Linked DNA regions of Homo sapiens: region 2 is linked to region 1. A link is a loop called in an ENCODE intact Hi-C map of the cell type or tissue named here. Cell type or tissue: GM12878. All regions are shown on one strand. Each heading gives the region's core, and the rest is flanking DNA. Links, peaks and the distances in the headings are about the cores only.

Region 1 (16,834 bases), core at 3,225-11,224:
GATCTATATTTGGAGAGTACTAAGAGCACCAAAGTATTGGAGCCACGAAAGAGAAACAAATTTTATGACTTGGTTCAGTGAAGTTGCTAAAGCCATGTTAGTTTTTTGACTGTAACCCAAACATCCCAGACCTCCTATTTTCAAACCTCATGCCCAAGCTGTCTAGTTTGTCTTTAGCCCCACTTTGCCGGATTATTGGCCACCACCTACCCATAGGTGACTTGAGTCTTGAGCAAACCCAATACCCCTTAGGCTTTGGCTTTCCCAGAAATAACCCTGGACATGCAGGGTGGTGTCAGGCACGATTCCTCTTGATGTTATCCTCTGCTCTTCCTGCTGATGTCTGCTGCTCCTAGCTCTTCAGCGAGGCTGCCCCCACTTCCTGAGCACTCCTGGGTTCCACAGCTGCAAATCCCTCCACATGCTGAAGGGGCCATGTGACTTCTGGCCTTATTTCTCCCCAAACACTATATACATGGCATACCACAGAAATAGAGAAAACATCTCTCCAGCTGCTCAGAGGTGACATTTGGCCCTATAAAACTGGAGAAGGCACTGCTTTGTACCCCAGAGTCTCAACAGCTCTTTCAACCACTGCCTAACACCCCTAAATCCAGAAATCAGACCTAGTTTCTGAGGTTGAGCCAGAAAAAAGGGAAATGAAGAAGGTAGTGGTCTTACCACCGTCTTTCCCCTCCAGAGAAATTTCTTCTTTCCCTTTCTTCATGCAAATCACCTATATAATTTGAAGCTATGGGACCAGCAATAACACAACCAGAAGCATAGTGAAGCACAGTGGAGGAATTATACCCCTGCCCACATGGTTCAAAAACAATTTCTTCTCAATGGAAAGAAAAGTCAATTTTTTCTTTTTTTTTCTTTCTTTTCTTTTTTTTTTTTTTGAGATGGAGTCTAGCTCTGTTGGCCAGGCTGGAGTGCAGTGGCATGACCTCAGCTTGCTGCAACCTCTACCTCTCGGGTTCAAGCCATTCTCCCATTCCCCTGCCTCAGCTTCCTGAGTAGCTGGGATTACAGGTGTGTTCCACCATGTCCAGCTAATTTTTGTATTTTTAGTATAGACGGGGTTTCACCATGTTGGCCAGGCTGGTCTCGAACTCCTGACCTCAAGTGATCCACCCACCTTGGACTCCCAAAGTGCTGGTATTACAGACGTGAACCACCGTGTCTGGTCCCCAATATTTTTTGCTTTTGAGGACTCAAAGAGGCTGTTTCCAATAGTTTTTGGAGAAAGGGTGGTTTTTTTGTGGGCATGTCAGCCTGATTTTTCTGTTGATGCCATCCTGCTGCAGGCTGTTGATTCAGAACATTGGATATTCTGTGGCTGATGAGCCAAGTGCCCACTGTGAAGGAGATGATAAACTCATATACAGTGACAGCAACTCAGGATTCTCTTATCAATTCCCTTCCTATCATATAAACCAAGAGAAGTGGCCTATGGGAAAAGTGAGCAGGAAAAACACAATTTAATTTTCAAAGCTTCAAAAGATTAACATGCTACATATTTTTAAAATCCACAACATTAGAAAAAGATATCTGCTTATGCTTCTTGGAAAGAAAGTAGTAACTAAGGTTGACAGTGCCCAGCCTAGAAGTCAGCTGCAGGCAATTCTCTCAAACGCTGACTGGTTTTTGCTTCTCTCTGGGCAAGGGAGCACCAGAGGCTGGCGATACATAGCAGCTTATAAGAAAGGGGAGGCTTTGTGTTAGCCCATCCAATACATGGGCATGGATAGAAAATACCTGGGAAGAAAAGCATGGTGGAAAAGAAATAGATACTAATAGCCCATTAAATCCTTTCTAGTGGTATCTGAAGTGAGTGGAGGCCAAAAAGAGAAACATGACATAAGGGGAAGCCCCTTTGCTGGGGCTCTCAGAAGGCACCAGGCTTCCTAGGATTCTCAGGAAGAGAAGCTCATTAACAGTGTCAGATATCCCAGCTGTAACTTCTAGACATGAGCATCCTCCAACACTGAAGGGTTAAAGGTAAGCAGCCCAATCACTTGTTATCCTGCAATTTCTGTAAACAAAAGCTGATTTTTCTAAAACTTAATGCTAATTTCTACCAAGAAGACAGGAAATATAGCTGACCTCCAAATCTGAAGCTTACCACCTTGCCGTTTCTTATTATGTCTTGTATTATGGCTTCCTATTTCTTTTACACTTCAGTTGGAACTCTGTAAGAGAATGATGTCTTCCGAGTGGCTAAAAATAATTTTGTAGTAATAATAACAGTAGCTAGCTTCTAAGTGCTTAATGTGTTGCTGGCCATATATGAAACTCTTCATTTGCTGCTCTTAGGCTTTACGACGACCTTTTCCAGAATAGAAAATGGAGGCACAGAAAGTTTAAATAGCTTGCTTGCAGGGAGGAAACGTGCAGGGATGGGAACAGTGAAGCCCTACAGTCCATGCTCCTAACCACTGGGCTACACTGTGAAGTGGCTATTTACCCCCAATCTCCAACTACTCCATATAAGATTAGAGAACTCAGCCAGGTGCACTGGCTCATACCTGTAATCCCAGCATTTTGGGAGGCCAAGGCGGGTGGGTCACTTGAGGTCAGGAGTTTGAGACCAGTCTGGCTAACATGGCAAAATCTCGTCTCTACTTAAAATACAAAAATTAGCGGGGTGTGGTGGTGGGCACCTGTAATCCCAGCTACTCAGGAGGCTGAGGTTGGAGAATGGCTTGAACCCGGGAGGTGAAGGTTGCAGTGAGCCAAGGTCATGCCACTGCACTCCAGCCTGGGTGACAGAGCAAGACTCCATCTAAAAAAAAAAAAAAAAAAAAAGATTAAAGGACTATGCCTGGAAGTGCCATGAAAATGGAGGAAAATGCCAGGCGGTTGGCACAGGCATTTCGTGAAAACTTCTAGAAATAAAATAAGGGGGAATGTATGTTTAAAATACACACACAAAACCAATTTTCAGATGGTAAGAGGTGGTTTGAAATAATCAGTTCTGAGTGTGTATTTTAAACTCATATTCCACCCCTGCCACCCATTTTATTTCCAGAAGTTCCCATGAAACGTGTGTGCCAACTGCACTATCACGGTACTTCTAGGCATAGTCCCCTACTCTTACATGGGGTGGGTGGGGACGTGGAGGTGCAAACAGTGAATCAGGAAAAGCAAAACCTACTGGAGCAAATGCCATCTAGAACTAGTTACTTCCATTTTAGATACATTTGAATGTCATTTCATTTTTTTGTCTTGAACAAAATATATTTATTACCTTATAGTCTAGGATGCAATATGGTCCATTAACCAAGTAATTAAAACCAGTTGTGATGAGTTAAGTAAAGGGGACTCACAAAAAAGCAGATGAAAATGCTTAAGACTGTGATATGGCCAGAAGTGAGCTGTGAGGTACAGTGAACAAATTCAAAACTTATTTTTTTTCTCCAATCCTCCTTTTTTGAATTTGAGAAAAAAATGCTAGAAGGAATAAGAAATGGATCATAGATAATTTGTGTAGGTGAAAATGTAATTTACCTCAAATCATTATTATGAGTAAACACTTCTTTGGGGCAACAATATTGTTTTCTCAGAATGTCTGCCAAGTGTGTTGATATTTCTGAAATCCAACCTTAACCTGTCATTTTCTTTCTTTAATTTCCTAGACTCAATATTCCCCTCCACCATCTCTAATTCCCTTCCACCTTATATACGCTGTCTCTCCCTAAAGGGTGTGAAAATGGAATGAGTGCATTCTTCTTTCCTTCTCATTCATATTAAATAATGAACTAAGGAATTTTACGATAAATCATTTATAAAGAAGAAATAGAAACCATATTAATAGCATTTTTTTACCATAAATCTTAATCAGAATGTTAACGCCCGGCAAACATAGATGACATCTAAACTATAAGAAAAACCATGTAAGTTTGCCTGATTTTTTACATAGAAGCAACAAGAATATTACTTTATGATATGGGTCTTCTTAAGTTTACTTTTCTGGAAGTTACCATAGGGATCTCAGATGGACTTTTAAAAGCCTTTATTATTTGCTATTTCAAGGCTTTGGTTCTTAGCCAAGCTGAAGAATTTCTCTCTACCTGATTTTACCAGTAGCATCTATAATCAGCAAATTCCTCTGTCCTTGAGTTCCCTAAAATACCCTACCCTTCCTGTCCTTCCCAGCGTTGATCTTCCTTACTTACCTGTAGACAGCCTACAAGCCAGGTACCACATCAGCTTCCCTGGGAGAATTTTCCTAGTGTTGGTTCTTTAGTTCCTCAAAATTGTCTGATCGTACCTGATTAAATGAACATCTTTCCCAAATATGACATTCCAGGCAAGGCCTTAATTACATAACCAATTTTTCCAATTATGGTCTGGTAAACAAAGAACAGTTTCTTATTGAATATTTGCTAATAAGTATATTGCCATGAAAAGTAAGAATACTTGATAATAGTTTGTGAATTCAAGCGGTAGGTGGAAAGGGTCAGTGAGAAAAATATATTATTTAAAAATATTTTATTACTGTTTACAAAAGCAAATGGATAAGGAGTTATGGGGTTACAGATAGCTTAAGAAAGAATTTCCTTATATATCCAGAAAATACAGCATTAAAACAATATCAACAATATTCCAAACACATAACTTCAATCATCCCTCTATTCATTCATTCATTCCTATGTAATTAATTCTTGTTCTGCGGTAGCTTGGGTTAGCAGTTTTATGAAGCCTTCTGCTTCTCCATTAGAGTTCTGAAAATCCTGACTCAATCCTCAGGGACAGACTAAAAGTTGCTAAGCACAGAAGCCTATATGAAAGAGTCTATTTTTAGAAGTGTCAATAGTTTAAAAGTACATGGTACAGTTCTTTTCCATCAGTTTCTGAGGTAGTCATTATTTGAAGGCAGCAACTCTGGAGGGTAGCTGATTGCCGAGTCTTCAGGAAAGCATTAGAGGAAAACACACCCCATCTGTAGATGATAAAGTCTTAAAACAACGTGGTAAGTTGATTACTGATTATTTTCAAAGTGAAAGGCCTGATGAGCGTTCATAGCAAGAATAATGCAACTGACAAGAAAGTTTGGTTATTTCTGTGGCATGCAAAATAAAAGTTTTAGACAAAATGTCTATAGGGACAACTAGCCAATTTTCAATGTCTACAAGGACTATGATTAGCCAGTTTTCCATGTCAGTATGTGTTACAATTGATTAAAAAGAATGAAAATAATTTTTACATGTAATAATCTTGAGACAAAATATACCAAGAGTATGTTAAGACTATACCAATATGAATATTTCAAGAATATCAATTAGAGATTCAGCAAGTCTAGAGTGAGTCCTAAATATCTACATTTTAGTAAAACTTCACAGCTAAGTCTAACATGCATCCCCAGTTAAAAACCACTGGCCAAGAAGCTGCTAGTTTCAAATTAAATAAGTAATTTTGTGGCCAAGTTTCATATAATAAAATGATGACTGATTACCCTATAGGGTTTTTGACTGACATCATCAGACAACTACAACTGATAAGTATAGGAAACCTCATCAGAATTATTTCATATTATTTCAGTGTTTTCCTTGAGGTTCAAATATATTAAAAATAAAGGCATCGGCAAATCTCCGGGGACTTTTCATGAAGCACAGAATTTCTAAAGTGTTACATTGGTAACATTTTACCTATGCAAATGTGCAAGATTTAACCCACCTAAAGAAAACAGCATGATCGGTTCTTGCTCTCCCCCTCCCCCTCCCCCTCTCCCTCCCCCTCCCTCCCTCCCTCTCCCTCTCCCTCTCCACGGTCTCCCTCTGATGCCCAGCGGAAGCTGGACTGTACTGCTGCCATCTCTGCTCACTGCAGCCTCCCTGCCTGATTCTCCTGCCTCAGCCTGCTGAGTGCCTCCGATTGCAGGCGCGCGCCGCCACGCCTGACTGGTTTTCGTATTTTTTTGGTGGAGACGGGGTTTCGCTGTGTTGGCCGGGCTGGTCTCCAGCTCCTAACCAAGAGTGATCTGCCAGCCTCGGCCTCCCAAGGTGCCGGGATTGCAGACGGAGTCTCGTTCACTCAGTGCTCAATGTTGCCCAGGCTGGAGTGCAGTGGCGTGATCTCGGCTCGCTACAACCTCCACCTCCCAGCCGCCTGCCTTGGCCTCCCAAAGTGCCGAGATTGCAGCCTCTGCCTGGCCGCCACCCCGTCTGGGAAGTGAGGAGCGTCTCTGCCTGGCCGCCCATCGTCTGGGATGTGAGGAGCCCCTCTGCCCGGCTGCCCAGTCTGGGAAGTGAGGAGCGCCTCTTCCCGGCCGCCATCCCGTCTAGGAAGTGAGGAGCGTCTCTGCCCGGCCGCCCATCGTCTGAGATGTGGGGAGCGCCTCTGCCCCACCACCCCGTCTGGGATGTGAGGAGCGCCTCTGCCCGGCCGCGACCCCGTCTGGGAGGTGAGGAGCGTCTGTGCCCGGCCGCCCCGTCTGAGAAGTGAGGAGCCCCTCCGCCCGGCAGCCGCCCCGTCTGAGAAGTGAGGAGCCCCTCTGCCCGGCGGCCGCCCCTTCTGGGAAGTGAGGAGCCCCTCTGCCAGGCCACCACCCCGTCTGGGAGGTGTACCCAACAGCTCATTGAGAACGGGCCATGATGACAATGGCGGTTTTGTCGAATAGAAAAGGGGGAAATGTGGGGAAAAGATAGAGAAATCAGACTGTTGCTGTGTCTGTGTAGAAAGAAGTAGACATAGGAGACTCCATTTCGTTCTATACTAAGAAAACTTCTACTGCCTTAGGATGCTGTTGATCTATGACCTTACCCCCAACCCGGTGCTCTCTGAAACACGTGCCATGTCCACTCAGGGTTAAATGGATTAAGGGCGGTGCAAGATGTGCTTTGTTAAACAGATGCTTGAAGGCAGCATGCTCGTTAAGAGTCATCACCACTCCCTAATCTCAAGTACCCAGGGACACAAACACTGCGGAAGGCCGCAGGGACCTCGGCCTAGGAAAACCAGAGACCTTTGTTCACTTGTTTATCTGCTGACCTTCCCTCCACTATTGTCCTATGACCCTGCCAAATCCCCCTCTGCGAGAAACACCCAAGAATGATCAATTAAAAAAACAAAACAAACAAACAAAAAAAAACAGCATGATCTTCTCTCTGTAGGTAATGAATGAATAATACAATTTTAAAGTTAAGAATTACTCATATTGCTTAGTAACAAAAACAAAATCCAATTTATGTTAATACATTGAAAAATAGATACAAAGTTAATATTCAACACAAAAAAAGTGAGTTCTGCGTTAGATCTCTGCAGAGCTGCCACTAGAGGGCACTATAAACAGATTACAGAATAAATCCCCTGGACCTTGTCTTTTTTGGTACAGAGCTTGACTGTTGAATCTTAAACTGTTAGTAACAGTAAGAAGGTACACATCTTTGAGACTTGGTGAATGTGTAACCTCATATCTAGTTGCCACACCAGCTCCATGGATATTATTTAGGGGATTTCTGCCAGGGATGGAGGTGCAGAAAGTCATGTTGGAGGACTCCCTCTTGTGCAACATTAAACTAGAGCCTTCACCTCAGGCTTCAATTACTTTAATAGCTTTTCAAATATTATACTACATATATAATATAGTATAATATATCTATATTTCCTTATTAAACCTTAGGCTAAGTACACAAATGTATATTATTCTCTAATTTTCTATTGCATTATATATGTATATAACATATGTATACATTATATATATATAATTATATATATTATATATTAACATTATATATATAATATATATTATATATTATATATATTGTATATTATATATATTATATATATTGTATATTATATATATTATATATATTGTATATTATATATATTATATATATTATATATTTTTATATATTATATATATTATATATATTATATATTTTTATATATTATATATATTATATGTATATTATATAATATACATATACTATATATGTATATTATACATGTATACTATGTATAATATATACATAGTATACATATACATATATTATATATAATACAATAGCAAATTAGAGAATAATATACTTATTCTCTAATTTATGTACTTACCCTAAGGTTTAATAAGGAGATATAGATATTTGCTTCAGATACAATCATGGGTTGCTTAACAACAGAAACTTATTCTGAGAAATGCATCGTTAGGTGATTTCATCATTGTGTGAACATCATAGAGTGTACTTATACAAACCAAAATAGTAGAGCCTACGACACACCTAGGCCACATGGTGTAGCCCATTGCTCCTAGGCTACAATCCTGCACAGCATGTTACTGTGCTGAATACTGTAGGCAATTTAACAGTGGTATTTGTATATGTAAATATATCTAAACATAGAAAAGGTACAGTAAAAAGACAGTACTATAATCTTATGGGACCATGTCATATGTGTAGTCCATTGGCCAAAATGTTATCATGTGGTATACGATTGTATTTTTAAGAAATAAAAGACTCTACAGATACAACAAAAGGCTTTTGAACGCTCTCTCAGTTCTATTGCTTCCCTCCCTCTCTGTTTAACAATTTCAGATTAAACCACTATTTTGAAATTGATATGTGTACTTCCCACCCTATGTTTAATATCTACACTACATAGAAGGAGGTACTGTTCATATTATGTTCTATTGTTATGTTCCAAGGGACATTGTTCTTTCCTTCCATTTGGATTGTTTTCTTGATCCTTGCTACTGATTTGGAAATTTTTTGTTTTCTTTCTACTCTTTTAGTATATATTTTTGGGCTAGTAAACATGTTACATCATTTAATGACCTCAGAGTCTTAAATATGGTCTTCCCTACTCCCATTCTTCATGTCATCTATCATTTGTTCTTTTGTTTTTTCATCATTACTCATCACCTATAAATATTTTTGCCTTATGTTTGAGTGTTGGTAGTGGGAGGAGCATCTCTCTCCATCAGCTCAATTCACTGGGTTGTTGTAATTCCACAGATAACCTTCTAATTGGTCTTCTCTCCAACCCACTGAACACCACTAATTTTTGTGAAGTATAGTTTTTTCATTATACCTCTTTACCACCTGTGAACATTATACTACTTTCTAGCTCAAGTGCTCATTTATTATGTTTGGAACCATATAATATGTCCCATCCTATCCTTTCTAACTTGTCTCACTGTTTCCAACATGAATCCCCTAGTCTAGATCATGATCCTTCCTCACTGGTCCACAATACCCTGTGTTGATTGATACACTTGTGCTTTTTATTATGCCTATAGGCAATTCTTTCTCTTCTTTTTCTCTATCCTAATCCTATATTTCTTCCTAAATCTGTTTAAGGTCCAGTTTGTGAGAGAGTCTTATCCTAGTTACTCCATATCTATTCATCTTTATCTCTTTTCTCATCTTTTAAGACTCTAAAAGTCTATAATCCAATTTTACATTGATCATATCATCTTTTTTAAACCCTATTTTTTTTAAAGGATCAGTCCCTCTTGATTAGAAAACAGAGTTGGTTGTTTATTGGTTGTTTCGTTTAACTGACAGATACAATAAGTATTTATTAATTTGAGTTCAATTTTAAAACACTTTAGCAATTAAATACAAAACATTTGTATTCTGTTTGTAGAGAGTTTACTGGGCGAGCTCTGTCAGTGATTTCCAATTAAATCAGGGCTATCTCCCTTCCTTGTTAATTTACATCACTGTTACAGTCATTCAGATATCAAGTGAGAATGTATGCACAAGTTTCTGTGCTGTGAATCATGGAGAAAGGCAGAGACACTGGTTACAAAAGCCCACCTATCCATTAAATGTCACACACAAGAGGTGGTAGAATTTGGACTCAGACTGTCTCAGTTTGAATCTCAGTTCAACCACCTCCTGGCTATATGACCTTACCAAGCTCTTATTCTCCATGCCTTAGTTTGATGTATAAATAAAGACAAATGGCCAACCTCCTGGTGCAGTGTTCACTGGGAAACACTAATGGATACAGGAAAATAAATACAGTATGCCACCCTCCCCCATCTGAGTTTTCACTTGCTATGAACAACCACAGTCCAAAAATATTACATACAATAAGATATTTTGAGACAAACAATGTTCACGTTAACTTTTATTATAGTATGTTGTTATAATTCTTCTATTTTATTATTAGTTATTGTTATTAGTCTCTGCCTAATCTATTATATAAATTAAATTTTATCATAGGTATATATATGAAAAAACATAGTATATGTAGGGTTTGGTATTATTTATGGTTTCAAGCATCCACTGGGGGTCTTGGAATGCATCCCCCTCAGATAAGGGGGCACTAGTGTAGGTGTGTGAGTCTCCAAGTAAGTCAAAGACAGCACATAGCAATCTGGTCTTCCTGGATGTCAGACTTCAGGAGAGCGGACTCCCCGCCTTGCCTTGTGTTGCTTTTAAGCTGCATGATTAGGAAAGTCCAGGCCCTTCCTTGGTGTGACCAATACCAGGATGGAATACACCAGCAACATGATGGGGTAGGAGTTTGCCTCCAGCCCTATCCTTCCAGCTCAGCACTGGCAGTTGAGGTTAGCACCAGGGAGCTGGTGTGCAAAGCAGTGGCAGGATCTACCACCTGAACTTTCATGGTTGGGGAAGCCCCAGCCCCTGCCTGGCAAGAAAAGGACTCAGGCTGTCTGGATTCTAATTTCTGTTCAACCACATACTGGCAAGACTTGTGGGCAAGCCTTGCTTTGGGCTACAAGCCAGAGTTTAAGGCAATTCATTCTGATTGGTTTCCAGGGTATCCTGGGGCAAGTTACCTCCTTTTTCTGGAAGGCCAGCCTGTAGGGGATCATGAGACCAATTAACTCCTACTTCTCACTTTCCTTATCTGTAACAGGGATAATAATACTACCTACCCCCAGGGGGTTGGTGTGAGTTTAAATGGTTTAAACATATAGTATGCATAAGAGTGGGTGGTACATGCTAAGGGCTCAATAAGCATTATGTCTTATGTGTGCATTTAATTACAACACAAGTGCCTTTGAAGAGATACTATCCTATGTGAGTTCAGAGTGAATCACTAACTGGAATTACCAGAAATATTTATCTACATCAGTCCATAGTTGGTGTCCCCTCAAATCTGCTTATGCAGAATTGCATACCTTGTTGTGAGCCTCACTGTCTGGATTCTACACTCTGCCTTTTCTATCTGTTTGTTTTGATGTCTAGAGCCTGAGGCCCATCCACATTCTCTAAACTTCACTTCTGCTGGCTTGTCTGAATGACTAAGCCTCACTGTTCCTCACAGACATCCCAGATCTCCTGGGGACCTTAGCTTCACCCAAGGCTCTGCTACTGCGACTACTCTTTGTCTTAGTGAACCCTAGAATCTTTTATTAACCCTAGACTGAACTTTACTGTGGATAAACCTCATATATATATATATATGTTTTTTGTTGTTGTTGTTTGTTTTTGTTTTGAGACAGGATCTCTCTGTGTCACCAAGGCTAGAGTGCAGTGGAGCAATCATAGGTCACTGCAGCCTCAACTTCCTAGACCTAACCAATCCTCCCACCTCTGCCTCCCAAGCAGCTGGGACTACAGGTGTATATAACCACACCTGGCTAATTTTTGTTTTTGTATTTGTATTTTGGTAGAGATAGGATTTCTCCATGTTGCCCAGGCTGGTCTTGAACTCCTAGGCTCAAGCAATCCTCCTGCCTCAGCCTTTCAAAGTGTTGGGATTATACGCATGAGCCGCCACACCCGGCTGAATCAGCCATTTAATCAAACTGTGTTTATCCTCTCTCCCTCTAAAGCCCTGCCCTTAACCTTCCCTTCTTTTATCTTTGACCCTTAAACCAGGCTCTACCACCTGATGTAACTTGTTTTTATGCTTTCTAGCCTCTCCATTTTTCACCTCTTATAGCATTCTTTTGTGAATAATAAAACCAAATCATAATATTTTATGAAACATTATAAGGTACACAGTAGTTGTTAAAGGATGAGTAAGACAGAATTCTTGCTATGTAGGAATTTACAGCTTATAGGAGACATAAAATATAACAATGCTCATAATACTCCTTTATTATCCTTTCAATATCCATGGGATCTCTAGTGATGTCTCTCCTCTTCCATTTCTGATATTAGTACAGCCAGCCTTCCATCTTCATGGGTTCCCCATTCATAAAATCAACCAGCCATGGATCAAAAGTATTTTTTGAAAAGCAAAAATAAAAATAGAATAAAATAATACAGATTTTAAAACAGTACATTGTAACAATTATTTACATAGCATTTACATTGTGTGAGGTATTAAAAGTAATCTAGAGATGATTTAAAGCATGAGAGAAGATGTGTGTAGGCTATATGTAAATACTGTGCCATTTTATGTAAGAGATTTGAGCATCCATAAATTTTGGTATCCATGTTGGGTCCTGGAACAATTCCCCAGGGATATCATGGGACAACTCTAATTTGTGTCTTCTCTTTTTTTCTTGGCCTAGAGAGTAACCAATTTTAATATTCTTTTTAAAGAACTAACTTTTGATTTTGTCTATTAATTTCCTATTTTCCATTTCACTGATTTCTGCTCTAATTCTTCATTGTCTTTTCTTCTCCTTATTTGGCATTTGGTTTGCTCTTATTTTTAAGTTTTCTAAAATAGAAGTTTAGATTATTGTAGATCTTTCTTCCTTTCTAGTTTATGTATTCAATGCTATAGATTTCCTTCCAAGTACTGTTTTTGCTGCATTATGCAAATTTTAATGAGTTGTATTATCATTTTCATTTAGTTTGAAACATTTTTTAAGTTCTCTTGAGATTTTTTTCTTATCCATATATTATTTAGAAGAGTGTTTCTTAATCTCCAAGTATTTGGGATTTTCTAGCTATCCTTCAGTTATTATTTTTTCATCAGCAGGAGCTGAGGCCTCTATCTTTCTGTTATTGATTTCTAGTTTAATTACAATGTGGTCTGAAAGCAGATGTGTGATTTCTAGTCTTTTAAACTGTTAAGGTGCATTTTATGGCCTAGAATGTGGTGTATTATGGTGAATGTTCCATGTGAGCTTGAGAAGAATGTGTAAGGTGAAACAGTCTACCGATATCAATCATATCTAGTTGATTGGTACTGCTACTGAGTTCAGCTATGTCCTCACTGATTTCCTGCCTGCTGGATCTGTCCATTTCTTATTAAGGTGTGTTGGATTCTCCAGCTATGATACTGGATTTATCTATTTCTCCTTGCACTTTTATCTGTTTCTGCCTCACTCATTTTAGTGCTCTGTTGTTAGCCACACACACGCTAAGAATAATTAAGTCTTCTTGCACTGTTTACACCTTTATCATTAGTTAATCCCCCTCTTTAAACCTGATAATTTTTCTTGTGGTGAAAAAATATAACAATATAAATTTCTTTATAATAGAAGTGTGTAGGGGGCAGCCAAGAAGTATAATTCCCACTGAAAAAGGGATGCATGGGTAAGAACTTATTTTTTATCGTTTATCATGTGCCAGGTACTGGGTCTAAGAAACGGGGGCAGGGATTGTTTCTTTAGGCATGACACGATTGGAGGCTGGATGCATGAAGTTGGTAGCAATAAATAAGAAAAAAGCTTGTGTCTATATGTGCTTTGTATATCTAGTCTATCTACCTACTTATCTATCTGTCTCTCTTGCTGAATCAGTTCAGAATGAATGAGGCATTATGACATTTTATTCCTTAATAGTTCAATGTACATCTAAAAAAAAAACAAAAAAACTGAGCATTCTCTGATCTCACAAGACAATTACATCTAACAATCAACAGTAATTCTCTAATCTACTCTGTACTTGTCGTGCTTTATTCTCCCTTTGCCTTCTACCTCCAGATGCATTCTCCACTTTTTTCTGTTTTGCTCTCAGCTCCAAAAGGCTTATTTCTACAGACTGCCATGGGTGGCCAGGACTCCAACTGGGGTCAGCCAACTGGAGGCACCTACAAGGCATCAGAGGCCAATGGTGAGCCCTGGCAAGAGATCAGAGGGTGGGAGAGTGGCTGGGATACTCTCTCTGCTCCTCCCTGCTGAGTTCCTTGTCCGGTACTGGCTGCATCTGCCACTGTATCCCTTGTGAAGCTGTACTCTGTTCAGCAGCTCCAGCTGTGACTAGACACTCATAACTGCCCCCATGCCTGCTCCTTTGGGTCTAACAGCAGTTGGTGACAGCTTCCCTGCTGCGCCCTGGGTGCCTCAGCACCCCCTATTGATTCCATTAGCTCTGCCTACATCCCTCAATAGTCCCTTCTTTAACTGATTCATGATTAAGTTCTTTTGAGTTTGCCATCGGTTTCCTGCGAGGACCCTGCCTGATATTTGAATATTCCATATTCAAAATTCACCATTAACCCAAAGTGTTTTTAAAGCTTTTTTAAAAACCAAAATCCACTCAAGAATCCCATGTTGAATTGGTTTTGCCTGTTTAGTCCCTTAACCTAGCTCCTCTTCCTTTTTTCCTTGTCATTAACTTTTTTTTTTGAGACCAGAACAGCTGTCTTATTCTGTCCCATATTCTGAATGTGTTCAAGTGTACCTTAATTTGTTCTTCTCTGCTTTGAATTTCCTTTAACTTGAATCTAATCCAGCCTTTAGATTCCATTTCCATCTTAAACATTATCTCTTAAATATTATTGACAGGTGCTGTCATATAATTTATAAAGCATTACCTCAGAAGTCACACAGCATCATTAATAGTGGGACAATCAGATAGTAAGTTACCTAGTGATAATAGCCATATTTCTCCATGGTAAAGGGTACTTTTTCCTCCGTTTGCTATAAACAAGTAATAGCAAATTACTTGTTATTTTAAGGGTGATACTTTGGTGCTTTTTGAATATCTGGTTCTCTGTTGACTGTTCAACTAACAGTTTTAGCATTCATTATTGATCCTTGTTTGGATTGATTATTTCATAATGTCTTGCAAAAATATTTTCTATTTCCATCATTATTTCTACATTTATTATCTAGCATTCTTTTGTATACAAAAGCTTTAGTTTAATAACGGGAGCTATTTATTTTTCCTGACTACAGGTGTTACGTAAAAGCAGAATAATCCCTAATTTGGCCCCCTTTAATTCCTTACTCTGAAATTAGATAATCAATGTAATGCCATTACTAATATAAACTGTCTATATTGGGTTTCATTAATGAGCTCTCATAATTCTGTGCAATTAAGCTTGGTTATCAGGGAAATTGAATTCTATATCTTCTCAAACACAATAAATTCAGCTTTGTCTGCATCTTCTTACCTTTTATTATTGCTGCAGAGATGTCTGCACCAGCCCTGGTCATCCATACATTACTAGCACTAATAGATACAGACCTCTGGTACTGTGGTAGCACAAACCCGATGAACAAAACCCACCATCAATAGCTGGTATTTACACCACAATTAGATTGCGCATCTCGTAAGAGCGCTCAGAAGGCATTCAAAAGGGCTATCATCTCTTTCCTGTGTAAGCTATTAGTCTCACAAATTTTTGATCAGGAGACCCTCAAAGCTTAGCTGTACTGTTACATTGCTTTCTCATGCTGAAATAAGCCATTTTGCTTCCCTAAGTGCTTCTGTCTGAAAAAAATAATGGATTTTTTAAAGCTAAGTGAGACTTCTGGGTTCTGTTGGATTTTCATGAGTGATCATGTAGGGGCTGGCCATTTGTTATCCTCAAGTGCACTTTTGGCTGTCTCCTTCACTCCCTATATGCAGTCACAGGTATCTGCTACATGTAGTAACAGACTTTCGCCAAGCTCTCTTTCAAATACTCAGTGCTAGTCAGAGTTCCCAGCCTCATCTGTATGGCTCTGGACTTTTCTCTGCAGCTGCCACCTCTTAGTAGCTGTTCCTCAATTGCAAACACCACAGCAGAGGGGAGAGAATCAGACAGAAAGAAAAGGCTCACATAGCCATTCACCAATTAACAAAGTCTTTCTCCAATAAAACTAACAATAATTAGCCGAAATCCCTAACATCCCAGTCATCATCACAAATAAATCTCTTTACTCATTGAGACAACGTAGAGTGAGCCATACATGCCAAAAACATCTAGGCTAAAGGATGTACAAAACAAAGTTGTGATAAGGTCTGTCTGGCCATTGGCTTATTTGCTCCCAGATCCATTCATTGTCTTTCCCCTGTCTGTTCCATGTTACAGGGGCTATCCTCTGCAAACTACAATTCTCAGTTTATTAATTTTCTATTACTATATAACAAATTACTGCAAACTTTGCAGCTAAAAATAACTCCCATTTACTATCTCATAGGTCTATACTTCAGAAATCTGGGTTAATTTGGCTGGTTCTCTGTTTAGAAAGCCCAAGTCAAGGTGTGAGCTGGACTCTTATTTTGAGACTCTGGGGAAGAATCCACTTTCTAGTTCATTCTGGTTGTTGGCAGAATGTCGTTCCTTACAGCTATAGGACTCAGGTTGCTTTTCCTTGCTGGCTGTCGGCAGGAGACCAGGCCTCTCTCCGTCATTGACTGGGAGAGGTGGAATGGGTTTAGAGGAGGGGCAGGGTGGGTTGAGGAGTGGACCGTGATGAAACTCATTGCTGGGGGCTGTTAGATAATACTCCTCCTCTCAGCTGAGCAATAAGTCCTTTCTGAGGAGTATCTAAGCCGGGGGTTGGTAACTGTATATAGCCTGCTGCCTATTTTGGTATAGCTCCCCAACCTAAAAGTAGATTTTTACATCTTTAATGGTGACATTTTATATTTATTTTTTATTTATTTTTTGAGATACAGTCTTACTTTGTTGTCCAGGCTGGAATACAAGAGCATGATCATGGCTCACTGCAGCCTTAACCTCCTGGGCTGAAGTGACCCTCCTGCCTCAGCCTCCTGAGTAGCTGGTACTATAGGTG
Region 2 (16,834 bases), core at 5,677-13,676, 990 kb after region 1:
TAGTTTTGAAAGAGGAAAAAGCCATAGACTGGCTGAGAGAAGCTGGGGAAGTAATCCAGGTAGGGGCAGTAATTTGGGCAAACCTTTGGAAGTAGGAGGGAGTTAGTCATGAGCTCGGGATGGTAAGCAGGTCCACTTAACTGCATTGAGAGTCTAGGACTGTAGGTCTTAATCCTGGCCATGTATCAGCATCATCTGAGAAGCTTTTTGTTTGTTTGTTTGTTTGTTTTTGTTTTTTGTTTTTTTTTTTAAAGATAGCTGCTTGTGCCAGGCATGGTGGCTCGTGCCTGTAATCTTAGCACTTTGGGAAGCTGAGGCCCGCAGATCACCTGAGGTCAGGAGTTCAAGATCAGCCTGGCCAACATGGTGAAACCCCGTCTTTACTAAAAATACAAAAATTAGCTGGGCACGGTGGCATGCGCCTGTAGTCCCAGCTACTCGGGAGGCTGAGGCAGAAGAATTGCTTGAACTCAGAAGGTGGAGGTTGCAGTGAGCTGAGATCATGCCACTACACTCCAGCCTGGGTGACAGAGTGAGACTCTTTCTCCAAAATAAATAAATAAATAAATAAATAAAGCTGCTTGAGTCTCACACTGGACCTATTAAATCAGACTCTCTGCAGATGGGCCTTGAGCCTTTGTGTTTTGTTTTGAAAATCTTCACAAGACATCTTGATGCCTAGGCATGTTTGAAAATCAACTTAGTGAGATATAAATTTTGTTGAGTAAAGAAAAGGGAGCCTGCAATCCATGTTTTGCATGACTCACAAAGCAAAAGAGGGCCAGATCAGGCTTTTGAGCAGGGAAGAGATAACCTCATGCAGTTTTGTAGATACCAAGATGATAAGACTGATTTAATATCAGAGAACCCAAAATCAGGTTAAATAACGTGTCCAAGTTCATGTAGCCAGTAAGCAGAAAGCTATGGCATAATTCCAAGTCTTTTGATTTCACTTCAGTGTTTGTACCATGGAGGCAGACCAGAGGAAAAGAAAAAAAAAAGATTTGATGGTAAGTAGGAGAAGGAGAGAGGTTAGAATACTATGAAAGATATCTCTAAATTGAGAGTCGTGGATAACAGGAGGGAAGAAAACTGAAAATTGAACACCTATCATGTGCCAGGGTATATCTCATTTAATCTTCCCAAGACCACAACAGGGTAATAGTGGCCCATATAAGGATGCTGAGGGTCAAGGTGGTTAATAGTTTGCCCAAGGCCACACAGACAGGAAGTGAAATTCGGACCTACACCTAGGTCTGCTGGCTCCAGAGCTCATGCTCTTCACTATTCTACTTGGTCCCTCATCGGAGAGCAGTGCTTCTTATCAAGGGCAATTTTGCCCCCAGGGACATTTGGCAATGTATGGAGACATTTTGGGTTGTCACAGTTTTGGGGAAGTTGGGGGCTGCTACTGGCATCTGGTGGGAGGGCCAGATATGCTGCTCAACCATGTGCACAGCAGCCACAAAGAATTATCCAGCTCAAAATGGCAGCACTGTTGAGGCTGAGAAACTCCAGCCCAGAAGGATGGTTGTAGCTCAGAAAGTTGGAAATGAAGGACATGTTGATGAGCAAGTTGATGAAAGGATTTCAAACATTCGTGTATTAGGTATTCAATTAAATCTAGCTGTGTCTCCTCTCTTTCTGCCTGAGTGTTACATGAGGCTGAGATGTTGCCCTATATGTTATAATCTAGTTACTGACTTTCTCATGCCTAACTGACTGCATCTTTACAAGAGCCCTCCTTCAAGACCCCAGATGGGTTTACTGCAAGAACGGCTCTTGTGCCAGTTTCTAACCACCTGTTAAGGTGAGGAAGCTTTAGTTCCCCCATTTCTTTCTCTTTTTTCTTTCGGTTTTATTATTATTTTTCTTTTTTTTTTTTATGACCCATTGAGTTCTTGGCAGATCTGTTAGACATTTTCTCCAAGTTTCTCTTTTGAGCCTTTTATCTGAGGGAGGTGGATCTTTGTTTACCCAGACCTGAGTAGAAATTACCAAGACCAGAGGCCACAATGAGGCAGCCATTTTTAGTCACTTTCCACCTGGGCTGAATTTGAGCCAGAAGATAAGAGACAAAATATATCCCATTATCAGCCCCCTAAGCCATCTACTCCCCCTGATTACTCCCACAGATATTCTTGTTTCAATGCCAGTAAGCCCAAATACTCTGTTTGTGGTGGCTTGGAGCCAAAATCCAGGTGTGATATTCCAAAGCATTCTTGTAGAGGAATTTTCAGCTGGTATTTTGTTTACCTGCATTTTTGGCCCATCTCAATCCCTTAGGAGCCAAAAGCTCACAGAACTGTAACATTTCTAACTCTTACCATACCTGTCTATAAAATATGCATGAATACAGACTTTACACAATGGATCTGTGGCCTTTGGTGACCTCTTCATTGCCTTTAACTTTCTTCACGAAATTCCAAGAGACTGTGGAAACACCTCCTATCTTGCTACTGCTCATTAGGAATCTAATACCCTCTCACAAAATGCTCTAGGGTTCTTGGCAAGGAAAAAGAAAGGCTGTAAAATCAAGATATGTTGTTCTTAGGATTACTTTATATATATATTTTTTGAACGCTCAGCTTAAGGCAAACCTGGAAGAAAAGCATAATAATTATACTAGTCATAAATGAATATTACCACCTTATCCATTCTAGAAGAAGATTTAAAAATAATCTAGGTTTGGATTTTGATGTGTTTGGTGTTGGGATCAGTCTTCCCCAATACCTTCCTCTTTACGAAAAGAAGCCATTGTGTTGTTCCTCTCACTTTGGGGCTAGGAGGTATCTGTTCTGGCTCACTCTGTGACTTTCTCCTTTGCTCACCTTGCAAATGTTCTAGGCCTTATCTCTGATGTCTGCCTTGGCCTCTGGGAATGCTGCACAGCACTGGCCATGGGTCAGTAGAGAGAGACTTATGGCAGAAGGCTTGCAGGCAACTTTTTCTCCTACTACCTTTATTGTTTTTCAATCTTGTTTCTGCATCTGTAAAATGCAGATAATGCTACCTGGCTTCTTTGCCCCATACATGAATCAGGAGGACTTTGTCTTATTCATTGTATCTAGAGCAATTCTTGGTGCCTAGGAGCCACATAATAAATATATGCTGAATGAATGAATAAACATCATGTAAAAGTCTCCAATTCTAAATGAATTTAAGGTACTTCTTTTTTGGAGAGTGCATTGCATTTTAAACTAGTCTGTTTTTAGTACATATAGATAAAATAAAAATTTTCAATGATATTTCTGCCCTGGCTTGCTTCCGGCCCTGGGCCATGCAACAATTGGAAAAACACAAGGAATGAGATTATCATAGATTTTTCCATGTAAGTAGTGAGGGGCCCTTCAGAGCATGCAGTATTTTTCCCTTGGCATGGTTTTAGTAGAAAATGCTTATTATTATTTATTATGTATTTCTTAAGGGAAAATGGTATAGAATCTTCATCTAGATTTTTCTGATTTTAAGATTTATATGAAGATGAGAACTAGATTAGGACTTAGGTTCTTACTGAGTCCACTGCACTTGTATTTCCTGCATATGTCAAAGCATGGATACCCGTGGCCTTGGCTTACAGCTCAGGAAGAGTGAAGAACGTACAGCCGATGCCTGCCTCCTGATTCATAAGCATGATGCACACACACACGTTATCAGGACAGTGGCAGCCCATTCAATGGCAAATCCTGGAAAAGTTAAACTTTAGTACTTGTGTATTTTGCTGATTCCCTGTTGCACTTCTGCTGAATCTTAGATAACTTGAGCCTGCATATGTTTTTGTTTAAATGACTCAGGGTAAGTTTCCTTCTTTGAACATCCCTATGATTAAAAATTCAGGCTGGGCACGGTGGCTCACGCCTGTATTCCCAGCACTTTGGGAGGTTGAGGTGGGTGTATCACCTGAGGTGAGGGGTTCCAGACAAGTCTGGCCAACATGGTGAAACCCTGTCTCTGCTAAAAATACAAAAATTAGGTGGGAGTGGTGGTGGGTGCCTGTAATCCCAGCTACTCAGAGGGCTGAGGCATGAAAATCGCTTGAACCTGGGAGGCGGAAGTTGCAGTGAGCCAAGATCGTGCCACTGAACTCCATCCTGGGTGACAGAGCAAGACTCCGTCTCAAGAGAAAAAAAAATAAAAAAAGAAATCGAATGTTATGATATCTTCTGCCATTGGTAATCTGCCTGATCCTTTAAATAAAAACCTCAGGGACACATGAGACTTAGAATTTTTAGAGTTGAGATTTGTTAAAAGATATTTTAGATTTTTTTAAAGAGGCAATGAGGTGCATTTACTATGTAACACTCTCATCTGGGCCTGGACCAGCAGACATAGTCAATAATTAGAAATTCAGGTCAGATTTTGCCACCAAATGAGTTCAAATCAAGTTAGGTTTTGCCACCAAGTGAGTTTAGAAAACAAACAAACAAGTTTTGGTTTTTAGAAACTTTCAGATGTTTGAATTTTGGAAAAGAGACTGCAGACAGGTATTTCAAAACCTCAGTTATTGATTCACTGTATTTTTAAAAGTTCCACTAATAGAGAAACTTAATTTTATTGACAGCCTTGTAGAGAGAGGTAAGCATCTTGCCTTGAGGTACTTTTTTTCTTCACAGAAAGCCTACGGGCGTTTCTGCTCACAGTCATGTGAAAATCAGCTTAATGTATTTCTTGTTGCAGGCTGTTAAAATGGCTTGAATTCCACTAGAGGGCAGTTGGGCCTTATCTCAGTGGACTTTATGGTTACCAGATCTGGTTCTGTCATAATTGGGTAATTTTTGTCACTGACCCCTGTTGGGGCCAAAAAAAAAAAAAAAACCTCCCCGTTGCCCTCTGGAGGCTCACTGAAAATCACCGGGAAAAGGCAGATTAATAGAAGAGAAGGCGTAAAAATTCATTTGATCATAGTTTTAAGTGACATGGGAGCCTTCAAAAGGAAGACTCAAAGATACAGGAGAAAACTGTCCATTTTTGTGTTTAGGTTCAACAAAGTACAGATAGTTGTGTAGAAATGCGATTGGACAAAACAGGTATGATCTAATGCTAACAGACTGAATGGTGAAGCCCAGTAAGGCTTGTTCATCTAGATTCTTCTTGACATCTCTGAGCATGCATTTCTTTCTTCTGTGTATGTGGCAGGGCTCTTTCTGGAATGGGGATCTTATGACCTACAGTCAAATAGGGTAAGTCAGATAATTTATCTATGGCCAGTTTTTACACAGGAAAGTGGGGGAAAACCTGGAGTGGTTTTTAGGTTTTATGGCTGGCTTTGGAGAAAAGGGGTTCTGGCTTCTATGACCTGCCTTGGGGAAGGGGGATTCTAGTTTCTGTGGCTAGCCTCCAAGGAAAATGAGGGGCCAGAGGCAGGAGGGAAGGAAAAAGTCAGAGAGAGCTGCTTCTAAGGCTTTCATGTTGGAGTATTGTTTTCTGAGCCCCATACACCACCACTCATTTCTGTTTCTACTCAGCAGCTGTCTGTCCCACTTGACATCACCTCACATACATCTAGAGGTCAGTGATTTCTGTGCTTACATTTCCAGCCTATGAGGCTGTTCTGAGCTCCTATTCAGAATCTCTAGTTAGCTGTTTGAAAGACCGTTTAGTCTATTGAGGATTGACCTCATGAGCGCCATTGCTTGCCCTCCACCGCATTTCTTGTCTTCCAGTGCTCCATGACTCAGCAAAAGTCAACACCATCCATTTGGTCATGCGAGCCTAGGAATGTAGGCTTCATCCTCGACATTCCCCTTTCCTGCATAATTCCTCATCAAATTCCCTCTACTTTACTTACCAAATATACCCCCATGGTCTGTCTACTTTCCTACATCTCTACCCCTAGCTACCACCTTCTTTTGCCTGGCTATTAGACACCTAACTGGTCTCCTAGCTCTACGCATGCCTCTCTGCCTTCTTCCAAATTTCTCTCTTATTCTCTCTTTCCCCTACTGCCAAGTCTCTAGACTTTTTGATTAATCTCAATTTTTATCTCCACATTTATATATCCCTATCCATTATGAAATATTGTTTTTTTTTAAAAGCATGTGAAAGACCAGTGCACTGAAAACTCAGTTTTCTAAGAGGGTAGTGGTTCATGATATATGTAAGTAGTCCTCACATTGTGTGAGTCCTACATGCATGAATTTAGGTTATTATGAGTTATTTACATAACACCATTTCCCTAATACCAGCCTTCCAACAATAAGTTTCAAATTTTGGATCAATTTCTTAGTAATTTTCTTAGGTATGACTTCCCCTTGGAGATCTGGACAAAAATAAAAAGTGAGCACATGTACATAGATAGCTGTAAGATGCAGAGGGGGTACTAGAAAAAAACACACATCTAATTGGCTGATGGTTTCCTCTGGGAGGGGAGTGGAAATAGGGGTATAAAGAGTTGTTTATCTTTTATTTTTATCTATTCAAACATCTGTACGGTTTGAATCTAAAACAAAAATGTAACCAGGCATTACTTATTAAAGAAAATAGGAAAGAAAGGAGTAAGAATGATAGATTATAAGTGATTTTTAAATCTTTTAACAAATGTCCTCCTGAATTGTTCCAATAATTATTTTTAAGATACTGGAAAGACTCAATCTCCCTAAATATCTCCTTTATATCAATTCCAACACCAGAAATTTGTCATTCATTCAGTGAATATTTTACTGAAGGTGTCTTGCAAACAAAACTCCATGCTAAAATTCCTTTCTTTCTGTCTTTCATAATTCCTTATTAAAATGCAGATACCTCCTCTTCATTCTCCGTGGCTAAGGTGTGAAAACCATCTTCAATAAACACCTTTAGAGATTCTGGCAACTAAGAAAAAAAGGGAGCCTGTTTGTGTTCCTCTATCCATCCATTTATGTAGCCATTATTGAGTATTTCCAGTCACTATGACAAGCTGAGTGAATCTGATGAGCAAGGCAAATTAAAATCTTCTAATTTACCAAACAAAAACAGTAGAAAGAAAAAAATTAAAAAAAGATAATTGCATTTCATAGCTTCATATATACACGCATTAACTTAAAAAAAAAACTGAGAAACGAGAAAAACCACTGAGAAGGCATGGGGCTGGGGGCCACTACACAAGGTAAGGCAGTCAGTGTAAACATCCTACTAAGACTCATAAAGAGAAGAATAACATTTAGCTCAAAATCATTTAAGTTGCTATAATGTCCCCTTCCTCTGTGTCCAACCTGAGTACTCTTTAATAAAGTCTACTTTGCACACATATACCCATATATGGCCCCTCTGGAAAAAAAAAAGAAAAGAAAACAAATGGGATTATGTCTTTGTTATTTGTTAACTTGCTCTTCTCCTTAATTAGATGTAGAAGATTTTCCAAAATGAGTAAAAAGTCTACCTCATTCTTTTTGATGTTGCCTCAGTGTTGCATCATATGGATGCACTATTATTTATTTACCATTTCTTTATTAATGGACATTTGCTTTCTCAATTTTTTTCAATAACAAACCATGCTTTATTGAATCTTCTACTTTTGTGCACATATTGAGTTTTTTTCCCATATGGATTCTTCAAAATGGAATTACTAGATCAAAGAGTATGCACATTTCAAGTTTGGATAGACAATGTCAAATTGAATCAATTTATACTATGAGTGTCCTTTCTACTTGTCAAGATGTAACATTTCAATAATTGTTTAAATTAAATGATGTCCGATAGATGAAAAATATTTTATTGTTTTGGTTTGCATTTCCCTGATATATAGTATAGGTGAAATTCTTTTTATGTGTTTAGTGGAGATTTATATATTTTTGGTCATATCTTTTGCTCAGTTTTATAAACTTTTTTTTTAATTGAGAAGAGCTCTGCAGAGTCATTTGTTTAATTTAATTAAAAAGCATTTATCATCCATTGACATTATGTAGGCATCACACTAGGTGTTGATGTCTCAAAGTTGTACAATATAGAGTCCCTGCCCTCCTAAGGGTGGGGTGGTTGGAGGGAATGCAGATTTGCAAAGAAAATAAAAGCAGTAAGATGTTCATACTGTCATGTTAGACAAACTGCCTACTTAAGAATATTGGATTGCTCAGTCATCTCAGAGGGAGAAAGATTGAAAATAGCATAAAAGTTCAACTCTCTGGTAGCAAACCCGCAATATATTGAAAGTTGCTTACTATGTTTTAGCTTAGTGTTTTATGCTTAAATATGCCTCTTAACATATTTAAGTCAGAAATTACTACTTATAGCAGTTCTGAAGGCCAAAGAACTAAGAACAGTCTTTCAGGTAATTATTTCAATATTGAATGTTTTTTTTTTTTTCCCACTATGTCTTTACTTGCAGTGATGCTGTCACTCAATTGGATCAGAGTTGTTTGACAGCTTCCATGACCTTTCACTACACACATGCAAGGAGCCATACTCAGACCTACACAGATAGAGCCACACAGACACAGCTGCACCAAGTGGCATTATGAGAAAGGACTAGACAGGATGCAACTGTGATGTTACTTAGGTGAGGAGGCCGCTCCAGCTGAAGAGGCTCACAATGAGATTTCTATCTGCCAGAGATTTGAGATCGCTATCTGCCAGTTATGTCAGGGAAGTAATTTAACACATCAGTGCTGCAGTTTAAGATGAACTATAGAGACTTGGGGGAATTAGTAGGATAGTAAGTGCTTGACTTATGTCCAGGAAAAGGGCAGATGTACATCTTGATGGTAAATTATAAAAGTCAACTTGTACAAAAGCCACTGATAATTAATTCTCTTCTTCAATTGGAAAGCAAGATGGGTGGATGAAACTTACTGAGAGTGATCTCCCCTTGGATTTAGGCTGGCAGAAGAGTAGGTAGGCTTATTTCTTTTAAAGCACAATCCCCTTGATACAGGCCAGAAAGGAGATACGGGGTGGGCAGGATTTATTGCTCAGGTCAGTACAGAGAAGCTCAACAGGCCTCCTTTCTGGCTCTGAAACGGTGCTAAGTAAGGGGCCCCAGGGCAGGGGGAGGGTGTCAGAAATATGATAAACCATGAAATATGATAGTACATGCAAAAGCTTGTAAATGGTGAGACAAAAGTCACAAGGAATTATTTTCGGTAAAAAATAGAAATCCTACCTATTGGCATCAAATTTCTGTTATAGAATGGGTTTATAAGCAGCCCTCTGGTTGGAAGAGGATTTCCCTGGAAGCTGTGTTTACACAGCGAACACTTTGTTTTTGTTTAGATCACATGTGGGCTGGGAAGAAAGGAACCCATGTAGATTATGGAGTACTACAACACCCCATGTACTTTCAAAGAGACCCCTGAAGCACCACCACTGAGCCTCACAAATATTTTGTCGAGATAAGCACTGAAAACAAAGATAAACTATGACCGCCATCTTGTGGTGGGATCCACCATTACCAAGTTGGATTGAGTGTGAGGTGGTGGTAGTGGGGGAGGGGCTGAGACACATTTTCTTTTTTCTTTCTTTTTTTTTTTTCACTTGAGGATTCTGGTAGGGACTATAAGGAGAAAACCTCTTGGATACAAAATTTGCCACCCGGCAGGAGAGCTATGTTAGAGGTCTTCCGTTAATTTGATTTAGGTTTCTATGGTGTGGAGAATCTGGAGTAGTTTTGAGAGAGTATTTGTCATTCCTTATCTCCCTGTTCCCAGATCCCTAGCTTGGGAAGGTATTTTTCTCACATTCTCCAGAGTTCAAAGAGCTTACCAAACAACAGAAACCCAAGATTTATTCTTCGATATTATTCCATTATATGCCACACCAGAGCACATTTGTTTTCACAACATTTAATTAGATTTCCCGGAAATGGAAAAGCCATTTGTTTTTTTATGGATTTACTATCAGTCTGAAACCTAAGAACCTTTCCAATATTTTAATACAAACCAGCCATACTGACTTAAATTAAAGGAATATGTTCAAAGTAGAAATAACACTGATAAAAGAGGCTTTTGATATGTCCCTGATAGCACCCAGCCTAACAGGATGACATTTTGGTGAAAGTAAGTAAGATGTAGTATCAAAGGGAAATTTTTCTTTCTTGAAATATTTAAAGCATCATTTGCTTTTCACTTGGCAGAACAATGACAACAGCAACAAAAGAAACCACGTGGCCGTTTTTCACTTTGCAAAGCATTCTTTACAGATGCCTGTCTAGTTGTTCTTGGATGGCTTCAGGGCACTGACACCGCATTCATCTTTGAAAGTTCTCCACCAGGTCCAAATGGCTGCTGTTGATCCCAGGAATGAGTGAACTACACCATGCCTTCCAACGGGTTCAGCGTTTTATTTGTCTGTAATGTGGTAGGCTTAGGAACATATCTGGCTGAAGACGCTTATCTTTCACTGTGTCAGAATCTTTCAGGGCTGCAGCATTCTATGTTTCTAATATCTAGGCAGGAGGACAATCAGATTATAAATTTGGCAGCAGTACCTAGAGTAATGCCTGGCACATGATAGCTGCTGAATGAATGCTCCAAGACCGAAGGATCTAGCTGTTATCTTGAAACCTAGCGATATACTGAAATTCTTGTACTAATGTCTACTTCAGCCCCCTCTCCTAACACATGACCTCAAACTTGGCTCTATTGTCATTTGAGGCTGGATAATTCTGTTACAGGGAGCTGTCTTATGCATTGTAGGATGTTTAGCAGCATTCCTGACCTCTACCCACTAGATGCCAGTAGGATGCTCTAGTTGTAAAAACCAAAAATGTCTTTAGATTTTGACAAATGTCCCCTGGGGGGCAGAAATATCCCCTGGTTGCAAATCACCATCCTAAACTGAGCGTAGTTATGTGGAAGAGATATGGCCTTAGGCATTAGTTGAGTCAGCAGTAGTAAATCATGAAATATGATATGAACACCATGGAAGTGCTCTTCTGACCAACAATACCTCCCCTGCCCTCAGTGTCTCTAGGAAGGATGACCATAAATGTTTTAACTGAGATAGTTTTGCAGAAAGTTGAGAGCAAATGATGAACAATCAATCAGCCAGGGAAATGGTTCCTTTTTGTCTTAAGAAAAAGAACAGTCACTTGGGAGTAATGCAGTCATTTGTAAAAAGCAGGTGTCCAAGAGATAGTGTGTGTAAAGAGGAAAAAATTGGATGGGAAATTAGCAGACTTGCACGCTAATCCTGGGTTGGCTACTGACCAGCTGTGTCCCATAGAGGAGCTCTCTTCACTCGGCTGATAATAAGGGGGCTGAACCAAGTGACCCATAAAGTTCTTTCTCCTGCTCAGGTGTGAAGAAAATCACAGATTTGTTTGTCTAATGAATAGCCCATTATTACGTATTTTTGCAGAGGAGGAGCCATGCTTTGACAGAGTACAAGGCTAGAATCAATGAGGGGTATGGGAAGATAAATTACAGGGTTTAGGGGATGCCGTAATCTAAGACGAAGGTAATGGAGTTTCTGTTGAAAGGAAATAAAGTATGATGAGTATGACACAAAAGCCATAATACATCTTTGCTGCTCTCTCACTCTCTTTCTGTGTGTGTAGGTTGGTGGTAAAGATGCTAGGTGGGCCACAGTTAGCAAGCTAGTCAGCTTCCTCATAGCTCCTCAGGGAGGAGGGTTTGCTCAGAACAGTCTCTCTTGCCAAATGTGAAAACCACGATCATAGGTTACTGTCAGCAATGGGCAATCTTGGAAGTGTATGGAACCTCTCATCAGAGCATTCAATTGATTCAACTGAATTCTCTTATTTTGCTGATACACATGTCAAAACAGTCCATAAATATTACATCTTGTAGAAACCAATGTCATGATTCATTGACTAAAAAAGTAAAATGACCTTGAAAGATTCTGATATTCAATAGCATAGAAGTCAGGGTAGGACAAATCTGGCTGAATTGTAAATGTTTGAAGAGTTTTTCAGCCATTTTGGGTTTGATAGAACAGCAAATTCATTTTATGAAGCAGTCTTACCCTCACTTTCTAAACATGATGTATGTTTGAAAGAAATTCATTCCATATGTTTTTGTTTAATTTTACTTAAATCATCAAAATATTATTTCTTGAGACTTGTTTGATGTCTAAGAAGTATTTAAGTCCTTTGAATAATTTTAAAAATATACATTTTTCCTCTTTAAAACAGGAAATCACTTATTAAAGAGTTTAAATGGGTTTGGACACAAATGAGATTCAGACTTGAAATCCTGACCCTGTAAGATTAGGGAAAGTTTGAAACTTGCCAAAATAGACTCTCCCATTCCTCCCTAAAAGTCAGTACCTTGTGATATCATATTGTCAGCAGAATTACTTGGGCATAGTTCAACAGAATGAAATGTTTTGTTATATTTTTCCTCCCAGTCATAGGGTTCATAACCTCAGTAAACTTTGACTCCCCTCTCTCTCCGTCGCATTGGCCTTCGTATCAGGTAAGTCACTAAATCCTCTACCTCTTTGGTCTGTCTCTCTCTCAGGATTTCCATTGCCTCAACCTCTCTCAAGCTTTTGTCTGGATCCAAGCTTTTGTCTGGATCATAGCATTTGCCCTGTAGCTGGCACCCTCCCTCTGTCTGGTTTCTCCCTGCACCAATCCAATGTGTATGTTGTTGCTTTTTAATCCTCACTAAAACATCACTAAATCTTCCCTAAACAATCACCCTTCCACTATACAACCTTCAGTGGTTCCTAAGGCCCATTGATCCTTTAGTCTTATTTGATGGTTCTCTGCACGCACTGCCCTGGTATATTTTTTCAAACCGCTGGCCAGTGGAGAAGCTCTCCTTATGGTGGCTTGGTTGCTATGTGAACACAACACATGTACACTGGTCTGTGATGCCTTTCTTCCTCGTCTTCCTACTCATTCAGTGAGAACCTGCCAAGTCTCACTTCCTTTCTGATGACTTCTGCCTGTGGGATTACTCCCTCCTGAGAGTTCTTACAGCAATTGTCTCTCTGAGTTGGTTTCTGAGCTTATGCTGCTGCATACAATTCCTTTACTTCATACATGTTTTTGTCTTGCTTCTTTACCAGGACTAGAGACTCAGTTCTCCAGCAGAAGTTCTCCAAGTGTGGTCCCTGGACCATAACATTAGCATCACCTGAGAGTTTGTTAGACCTGTAATTTCTTAGATTCCACCCTAGATTTGCAGAATTAGAAATTCCAGGGGTAGGGGGTAGCACTCTGTATTTTAATTAACAAGCTCTCCAGATGATTCAGGTGCGTGTTCAAATTTGAGAACCAGGATTGTGAAAGAAAGAGACACATCTTAGAGTTCTTGGCATCCTCCACAATGCCAGGACAAAGCTGAAATGTGGAAGTTACTAAAATCCTACCTAACTTGAATTTTAAGACAAGTTTTCAATGACAAGCAAGAAAATAGAAATGCTTTCAAAAGCTATGAAATTTTAAGAAATAAAAAGCTACAATTTCTTACTGATTGCAATGAAGGATCGAATAGCTTACGAGTTTAATGGTAAGCCTCTTGAAGAGAATTTCTTCTTTTTTTTTTTTTGCTTTTTCCTTTCATTAGAATTTTAGTGTTGTCCAGCACTGAGTAGTCAAATGATGCTATTCAGCACACTGTTTCCAACATCCTTAAAACACGAAATCTGTAGTTTAGAGATGATTTTTTTCTTGGAAGGTTGTGTGGTTGGTGGCCATATGTGAGCATGGAGGATAATTTCCTTTTCTTCTCTTTCCCATTAAAGTCCTTTATTACAGTTTGGAACTCTCATATAGAGATGAATGTTGCTGTAGAATAAAAAAATCATGATGTACAGAAAAATGGACCCTTTGGGTATATCTATACACCAAACAGAGGGGAGAATAAATTTAACTTACTGTTTTTAAAGAAATGTAAATATTTCATTGTTTTCTTCTCTGCCCTTGTCCAGTCAAATCGTATACATCCCCAAAATTTATAGACTTTAGTGCTAAGGGAGCCTTAACCCAGTTGTATTTTTTCCACACCCCTCAAAAGAGCATTGTACAGTTAGGGATGAACCATATCAAGTCCCTGGCTCTAGCAGGCCTGTGATTGGGCACTGAGCCAATCTGATAATACTTGCACCCATGAGCCCAGGTAGATGATAGAGGAGTCAAAGAGCTACCTTAACTTCCATTGGTAGTAGTCAGTGAGCCTGGTTATTTTTTTGCTTTCTTTTTTTTTTTTTTTATGTTGTTGTTAAAGACAACAGGTTAGTCAGTGTGGCATTGGAGAAAAGGTTGTGCTTTGAAGTCAGACAAACCTGGGTTTAAATCCCTGTTCTGCCTCTCTAAACTAGCCATTTGTTTCATGTTTGTTTTTCCTTTTCTAATGAGAATCCTAATACCTATCTGCCCTGCAGGGTTGTTGAAAGAGGTATTGATAATGTATGATGTACATGGCCCAAGTTAGATGCTCAGTAAGTGAAATTATTATTATTAGTCTCTGACTAACAATTACTGTTTGTAGTTCTTTTGTTTTTAATTTCAAAGACATAACTTGAATGAAGTAATCCCATTCTTCGCTTTTTTAATTTCAGAGAGCTCTGCTTCTAATTGTTCTTTTCTGATAGTAACTGGGTTGCATTGATGTAAAGTGTATTCAATGATTTTTTCTTTTGCTTTTCCTCTGTTCTTTTTTATTGAAGCTGTACCTCTTGAGTTTCTATGAAGCAGGTGTGTATCTCTATCAATACTATGAAGTCTGTCTAGACCTTCCTTTTTTCATGAGATTAGTATTTGTTGAGTGGTCTCTGCCAGGCTCTGAGGATGCATAAGTGTGCACAGGGAATAGTCAGAGAGCTGAAGTAAAAACTTGTTGTGACTAGAATAATCCTATTGTCCAAATTGTCCCTATAAACTCAGACTTAGGAGTTGTTGAAGCAGGTATATGCCTACATGGTGAAATTTTCCAGGACTAAATAATAGGACATTTCCCCATCTGTTTATAGTAGACCTGGTGCTTCCACCCTGAGAATCAGTGTTTAGTCAAGGCCTTGACTCTTTTATTTGCTGATGAAGGAGAATGTGTGCAAAAAGCTACACTTTTCCCCTGCAGCATTCTCTGAGCACATTAGCAAAATTTCAGTAACAGATCAGCAGCATTACCTTAGTAAAGAATAGGGAACTGACAGAATACACTCATGAAAGATTTGCTTTCGTTGGGGAGGCCATCTGGAGAGGACTGCCAGGACAAAGGCAGCCTGGGACAGGGTGGAAGACCTTGGGCCATTAGGGTCTGTGGTCACCTCCAGGATGACCTCCAGTGATTCTCACTTCTTGTTAGTCACACTCTGTGTTGTTCTCTCCCATTTTGAATAAGGGTTACCTTAGTAACCAATAGTACATTGTGGAAATGACTCCTAAGTGTGACTTCCAGAGGCTTCTGCCTTACTCTATGAGATCCCTCAGATCAACTTCTCTTACGGGAAGCCAGCTGCGATGTCATGAGGACACCCAAACAGCCCCATAGTTTCTTGGGGTAAGGAACTGAGGCCTGCTGCCAGCAACCAGCACCAGTTAGCAGTATGTGAGTGAGCCACGTGGGAAGTGGATTCTTCAGCCCCAATGCAACCTTCAGTGACTGTAACCCCAGCTGACGTTTTGACTCTAACCTTTTGAGGGAGTCTGAGGCGGAACCCACCAAGCTAAGTTCCTAGCCCACAGAAATTGTGTGAGGTAATAAATAATTATTATTTTAAGTCATTAAGTTTTTGGATAATTTGTTAAACAGCAATACATAACTAATACAGAACCCAGCACATGGTGCTAGATTCCTGGAAGAAAAGAGCAACGTTAAAAGAAATATTAAAAGCGTAGATCAGGGAGGCCAAAGAGACATTTTCTTCACGTTTTGCCCCAAAGTGGTATAGTTTACACTTTATAAAGGGGATGTAGTCATGGGGCTGGGAATGGTGGGAGAAAATGAATTCAATAACTAATTCCCAGAGCACCTGGATGAAAGGAAAAAAAGGCAAAACGATGAATGTTAGTTTGGGAAGGACTCCTGGATATGAAGGCTTGGAAATGGATCTTTCAACATCCTGTGAAGTTGTGAAAATTGTTTTGTACTTGAACAACCCTTGGATTTCATCAGACAGTAGGACCACAGTAATGTGGGTAAAAAAAAGTCTCCTGAGATCCTTGAGTCATTCTTTTTTTTCCTCGTACAAGACTCTAGTTAAGGCTACCAAAGACTATCTCACCTTTTACAAGTCAACATGCCAATGAAGGCAGCAGTTTCAAGGCTTGGCAAAAGGTTTCACATTCATTTAAACAAAAGGGGCTCTTTCTAAAATTATCTCTAGCTATATTAAACTATGAATCATGTTTGTACCTCTAGGAAGGACTTAAGTCACATATTAGCATTTAGGGAAGAAGGCTTTGTATTAGAGAGTAAAAAATTTTTAAAAAACAAATTGCTGTCTTACTACATGGTTTTATAACTGTCAACTTTTTATGTGTTTTCAATTGGGGGAAAGGATGAGTTTCTTTGGAAAGGGGCAAGGCAGGAAATCAGTAATGATTCATACCACTTTTTCACATGCTTCTCTGATGAGTTTTAATCACAAATCTGGGTCCACTTGTGTAACAAAAACATTAAAAGAGGGTGTTTTAAACTACGTCTTTTTATTAATCATGTATTTGGTCTTGTAAACAATACACGCAAGCACATCCTTGTTACGTCAGTTGGAAAACAGTGATTAACTAGCTGTTTAGGAGACGGGAGTATCTTGCAATTTTATATGCACTTCTCAAGTAGCTGTGTGTTTTCTCTTGGGTGATTTAATTTGATTTAGGCAAATTAAATTTTAGAATTTAATTGATTTTTAATTTTAATGATCTCTCTCTTCTATGCTTTGCATTTAATGGCATTTTTTAGGACTGCCACAGTAGTCTTTTGAAAAAAGGGCACATTTACTTGAAAGA

Evidence for each region. Hi-C counts contacts between places; a loop is a spot of excess contacts. Peaks named below come from ENCODE experiments on the same cell type or tissue, not always from the same donor. Only the 100,000 strongest peaks of a DNase experiment are listed, where the experiment ranks them.
Region 2: it touches region 1 in a loop (3.0-fold over the local background); 2 of 110 quality-filtered maps call a loop at or near these places.

Annotation. Positions count from the first base shown.
Region 1 is chr5:54,410,291-54,427,124 of GRCh38, reverse strand. LINC01033 (long intergenic non-protein coding RNA 1033) reads right to left here. Exons shown (of 5, transcript NR_126379.1): 5 at 12,000-12,103. Among named protein-coding and RNA genes, the nearest start is that of HSPB3, 37 kb to the left of the region's middle. In GM12878, for the core only: a CTCF peak has its summit at 7,272 (motif pointing right); no DNase peak of the experiment used is centred there.
Region 2 is chr5:53,418,711-53,435,544 of GRCh38, reverse strand. No RefSeq gene overlaps it. Among named protein-coding and RNA genes, the nearest start is that of FST, 54 kb to the left of the region's middle. RefSeq lists an enhancer at 9,232-9,526 and a silencer at 12,752-13,046. In GM12878, for the core only: a CTCF peak has its summit at 9,345 (motif pointing left); a DNase peak (open chromatin) is centred at 12,799.